Regions from separate parts of the Mus musculus genome. Here region 2 is linked to region 1. The links are chromatin contacts, found by Hi-C or POLR2A ChIA-PET in ENCODE. All regions are on one chromosome and are shown on one strand. The core of a region is the stretch at or near the end of the contact, and the rest is flanking DNA. Distances in the headings are between cores, read along the strand shown. Region 1 overlaps Gm32838 (a long non-coding RNA gene). Region 2 overlaps Itpr2 (inositol 1,4,5-triphosphate receptor 2).

Region 1 (2,708 bases), core at 103-2,602:
GAGGGAAAGTGACAGTCCCTGGGCCATCTCCAGCTGCCAGCTCTGTTTGGAGGCGGAGAGCAGGGGTAGCAGATGGGAGTGTGGTGAGTGCCTTCTGCAGGTGAGTCACAGGGTATCTGGGCACACAACCCACTATCAGCAAGCACACAGCCATCTTCCAGCCTCTACTTACCATGAGAGCCATGTGAGGCCAGGTGAAGGCATGCCAGACTCACAGCATGTCTATTGTCTTTGCCCTCTGAGGCCTTTGCTCTCTCTCCCTCTGTGGGCTTCTGAAGTTTTTATAGCCATAGTCACCATCAAAGGGTGCTGGCTGGGGGCTTATTTCACTTCTGCTAGTTCCCCATCTCTGCCTCTTTGGGGTGATATGACTTCATGCCTTTTCTATGCATACTCATTATAAGGATTTTCCCATTTGCAAGACACTTAGAACCTTTTCCCGGTGAGGCTTGGGACCCCTGCCTTGTAGTTCAAGGACTCTGAGATGGCATAGAAGCCTGGCCACTTGGGTTGTCTGCAGTGTTGTTGGGCATACTCCTGGCTGTCCTTTCTGTTCACAGCAGCACTCCTTGGTCAGGATGCTTGCCCTGGAAACCTCTCAGGTGCCAACTAGGAACCCTCCCTTCTGCTCTGAGAGGCTGGTGCTTTCAGCATGCCTTGGGGAGGGCAGTGGCTGTCATCTCCCATGGGATGCCTGAGGGCTCTGTGGGTCCTTATCCTTTTCCTTCTCCATTCTCCTCCCAGTAAAGAAAACAGGGTTCTCTCACTATTCCCTCTCTTTGTTTTGTTTATTTTGCTTTATTTCATTCCTTCAAAGGTGGTTTTTAGTTGTGGATAAAATGTAATGTCAACAACAGTTTACCAAAGCTTATGCCTGCCTGCACCTCCCGCTGTTCCCTCTCTGCTCGGCTGGGCACCGCAGCTGCAGGAGACTGGACCCGCTTCCCAGCTCCCAGCATGGGACACGGACACACACACACACACACACACACACACACACACACACGCTCCAAAGCACAAGGAGGAGCGTTGACCTCTTAGGAGATGTCCCCAGAGCCAAAGAGACAGTCGTGGAGTATTATTTCTGTCTCTTCTCACCTTCATCTCTCACCTGTTCCGAACCAGCCATTTGGAATGAGCAGGCTAAAACAGAAATCAACGATTTGTATTATTTTATGCTAGACTATCATTAAGACAGAAGCTTGCTTGCCACCCCAAGGAACTGAGGGTATCAAGCACAAGGCAGTGAACGTTTTTAGAACTATAGCTCCTGTATGGTCACATGGCTTTTTATACTCAGATTTCAGAGAAACGGGCGACATTTCCCACACACACAGGCCAACATCCCGATTCAGCCAGCCACAGAGCACTGCAGGGTGGATGCGTTCCAGTTCACTGGGGTTTGGAACAGCAGCTCTCATCCCCGGAGAAGGGATTCTCTGTGGAGGCTGAACTAGCAGTGTTCAAGCGTGGCTTGTGGCTGGCACGTAGGCCATCGGGGATCATCTGTGCTCCATCCTGCCAGACCAGGGCAATCCTGGGGAGGGCAGGGATTTACTGCCCACACGGGAGCAACAAGAAGCCATTTCTCTCACTCAGCTTCTCGGGCTCCTTTTGTCTGCAAGGACTGCCATTGCCCCAACCAGTTCAGTATCTAACTTATCATGTCTGCATTCTTCCCTAGCAGTCCAGGCCTGTCTGCTACCAGGAACAGGTGCCAAATCGGAGTATGGAATTTTCCCGGCAGGCCTCAGGGACTGCCTGCTGCCAAGGCAACTGTGGTTGGGTCGGGAATACTATCAAACCACAGATCTGGAAAAGGAAGGCCAGGCCACCCTTTCGGCTTGAGTCAGCTCAGGTACAGGCTGTCCCTTGAGGAAAGGCTCCCCTATGCCAAACACAGACAAGGACTGCAAACAAGGTTGGTTCCCACTGGGCAGCTTCCCAGAACTAGGCCAATTCAGGCCCTGTAAGGACAAAGGAGAGAGGCTTTTCTGGGAAGGCCACAGCAGGCTCTGCCCAGTAGGAGCAGCAAAAGCCACATCATTTCTAGGGAAGCCCCAGACACCTGTGTTAATGAGTGTCTGAGGTGAGATGGAGACCTTTGTGGGTGCCAGGAAGAAAAAGAAGCAGAGCTGTGTTGTGTATAGATGTAGTCCTGGAATCAGGACAGCAAGAACAAAGCCAGTGACATCCCAGAGCTGAGGTCAGAAGTCCAAGCTGCTGTGGCCCAGTGTATCGCAAGCACGAGGACCCAAGTTCAGTCTCCCAGAACTCACGTTGAAAAGCTGGGTGTGGTGGCACACACTTGTAATCCCAGAGATGCGGAGGCAGAAGGAGGTGGATCCCTGGGGCTCACTCTCCAGCTAGCCCAGCCTAACCAGTGGACTCAGACTCATGAGAGCCCCAATCTCAAACAATAGCAACAGCAAGTAAAAGCCCTAAGGTGCGCAGCACCTGGGAAATGCCAGCTGAGTTCTGATTCAATGCAGGTGTACAAATGCGTGGTCATTTCTATACAGTGCATGGTTACACATGGCCCACACATGCATGGTCACCCCCTCCCTCCATATATGTATATGTACATCCCTATACAGTGTACTCCCTCTCCCCCTTTCCTCCCCTGCCTCTGTTTGTCTCCCAGCCAAATAGGTAGACATGGAGAAGCAAGTGTTTTGTTTTTTTTTTTCTTTTCTGTGGTGTATATG
Region 2 (2,708 bases), core at 92-2,591, 120 kb after region 1:
GAACTCCTCTTTTCCGCTCTTCAGAATAACCTTTACTCCCACCTTGCCCCATTGCCTCCTAATTCCTTTTCGGTTCCCTTAAAGATCTGGTGAAGACTCCGTGATGACCCAGCTTGTCACCATATAGGTGGCAACAGTTACCAACGAGTTCAGGAATAATGATAACTTTATTATGGTGACCTAAGATACAGTTATATTTAGGGCAGCTTGATATAAAGTCTCTTCCTTTTCCCTTCCTTTCCATTTTTCTTCTCCTTTTCCCCCCTTTCCTTCCTTCTTTCCTGTATACTCTGGGGGCCCAAACCTAGGGCTTCATACACGCTTGGCAGAACACCCCTAAACTACCATTATGGGATTCTTTGAGTAGCAGATTCATTAGGCACACTGAAAGGAAGATTTGCCTTGCAAAACGAACTATATTATGTGCAACATTTTAATAAGACCAGTGTGTAAACAAAACAAACTATTTTAATGTACACCATCAGATTAAGCAATAAAGTTAGAAAGAACTTACCAAAGAGACTTCCACTTTCTTGCAAAGTGGGGTTTCACAGGGCACACATAGTTGATGTCACATACAATGTAAACCTTCTACCTACCAACCCACTTGAAACAGAACCTCCTGTCCCTCCTGTTATCCCCATTTGCTTTAGTGGCAGCCTATTGTATAGGATCTCAGTGTGTTGTGATGGCTGTAGAAAGGGCATGTGACCTTAGTTACTGTTGTTCCAGGGCAGGTGCCCAACATAATGCAAGTCATGTGGTTGGTAAACAAGTGACTGGATGAACTAGGTTTCACAACAAGGCCAAGGCAGGTTCAATGATTTCCAGTAACCTCAGAGCTAGCACATGGTATGGCCAAGATGCTCGTCCTCCTGGCCTCATCTACTTGCTAGCAGGAACCTGTGCTGAATAACAAGGTCACAGCAACACATCCCCGACTGTTCCACTAAACATGCACATCACACAGCCAGCCAGTTAGCTCCCCCGCGCCCAACCTCTGCTCATTAAGCAACTTTCTGGATGTATCCTGGCTCCTCAGAGGCGGGAAATACAATGGCCGGCTGTGTACTAGCTGGAAATGATCACTTGCCTTGCTGAATCAAGGACACTCTGGCATCTCTACATGCTGCTTTCCAAGTCTGGCTAGGGGATGCCTATCCATTTCATTCTGTGTGCCCGATAGCATCTAGGATCAGAGCTGGCAAGGGCTGGCACGAGATCTGCACTCTGTCACCTGAGAGAGCCTGTGGCATGGTGCTGTTCCAGAGAGGCCATCTGTCGCTTTGCGAGGCGGCCTCCCTGGGTGGTACCTGGGTATCACTGTGTTCTATTTTTAGCAAGGCAGTGCTCTGACTACAGATATCTGGTGTCGCTTGGGAGTGATAGTGAGGAGTGTGAATTGTGAGCTGAGGCACACAGAGATCAACCTGACTTAGTGTGAACACAAGGGCACGCCACAGCTTTATTTCAGGTCTCTCTGACAAGGTTCACACGGGCTCTTTTTAAGCCAGACAAACCATCTTCATGCCAGTGAGAGGAACTCAGAATACCACCACCACCACAAAAAATGAGATGTAACTAGAAACTTGATAAGAGCCAAAGCATGGGTAGCTAAAATGTTTTTACTTGTGTAGAACATGGAATATCCCCAATGCATGCAGAGCTTTAAGAAGTGGCTGCTGAAGCTTTAATAAGATGAATCTTTTATTTTATGAAAGTCAAAGCCATTTTTACTTATATTTTTCCTTTTTTTCCTCTTTATGTGTATGGTATATACCTGTGCAGCATGCACATGTGTAAGCTCGTGTGTGTGTGTATGTGTGTGTGTGTACTGGTGCACACAAGCAGGTACACCCTACGTTGAATGTTAAATCTACCTCTATTGCTTTTCCACCTTATGTTTTAAGGCAAGATCTCTTAAACCCAGAGCTCACTGATGCGAGCTGTCCTTCCTAGCCTGCATGGTCCATGTCTCCATCTCTTGAGGCTGAAAATTGCAGGTGGGCCACCTGGGTCAGGATGCCCACATATCATTTACATGAATTCTGGGGATCTGAATTCAGATCTTCTTGTTTTGGTGGTGAGTGATTTAACTACTGAGCCATCTCCCCATCTCTCAGACTTACGTTTTTTTCAATGTCATACTTCATCCTCAAAGTCAGGACAAAAGGAGATGCTTGTTAAGTAAATGCCTCAAACTAACATGTCGAGCTGCTTGCTCTTGTTTACCTCCATATGTAAATTTATAATGTTTTATGTCTTAAAATAAAATTTTGTTTCAGTGTCTTATTACTTAGTTTCTACTACTGTGCCAAAATACCACAGCCAAGGCAACTTATAAAAGAAAGCATTTAATATGGTTTATGGGAATAGATTCAGTCTTTCTGAATTATCAAAGCCCACCCTAGTGACGCACCTTCTCCAATAAGGCCACACCTTCTAATCCTTCCCAAACAGTTCCACCAATCAGGGGCCAAGTATTTAAATATATGAACCTCTGGGGACCATTCTCATTGAAACCAACCCACATGTGCTTGTTCTAGAAATTAAGATGTAATAAAGAATTGCCTTGTGTGTGTGTGTGTGCATGCTCGTGCATGGGGGTGTACAAGTGTGTGGGTAGGAGTTCACGTAGGTGTGTGCACACAAGAGGTCACCTTGAGCCATCATTCCTCAGGTGCCATCTGCCTTGGGTTTGGATTTTG

What was found. A loop is a pair of places that touch in the nucleus more often than their neighbours do. ChIA-PET counts read pairs that join two places held with the same protein, here RNA polymerase II (POLR2A).
Region 2: a map of T-helper 17 cell shows a loop between it and region 1 (3-fold over the local background). The contact joins two enhancer-like sites. A Hi-C loop is called at or near these places in 2 of 37 maps with a recorded cell type or tissue (T-helper 17 cell and regulatory T cell). POLR2A ChIA-PET finds 5 or more read pairs at or near these places in 1 of 5 experiments (Patski).

Annotation. Positions count from the first base shown.
Region 1 is chr6:146,008,764-146,011,471 of GRCm38, forward strand. The region is part of intron 2 of Gm32838 (a long non-coding RNA gene); the gene reads left to right. The region is part of intron 1 of Gm32914 (a long non-coding RNA gene); the gene reads right to left. Among named protein-coding and RNA genes, the nearest start is that of Gm32914, 4.0 kb to the right of the region's middle. Within about 2 kb of position 1,353, at least 1 of the 3 ENCODE cell types and tissues checked has a DNase peak (open chromatin) inside an H3K27ac peak, as active enhancers do.
Region 2 is chr6:146,126,255-146,128,962 of GRCm38, forward strand. All of the region lies in intron 55 of Itpr2 (inositol 1,4,5-triphosphate receptor 2), which reads right to left. Among named protein-coding and RNA genes, the nearest start is that of Gm35768, 16 kb to the right of the region's middle. Within about 2 kb of position 1,342, at least 1 of the 3 ENCODE cell types and tissues checked has a DNase peak (open chromatin) inside an H3K27ac peak, as active enhancers do.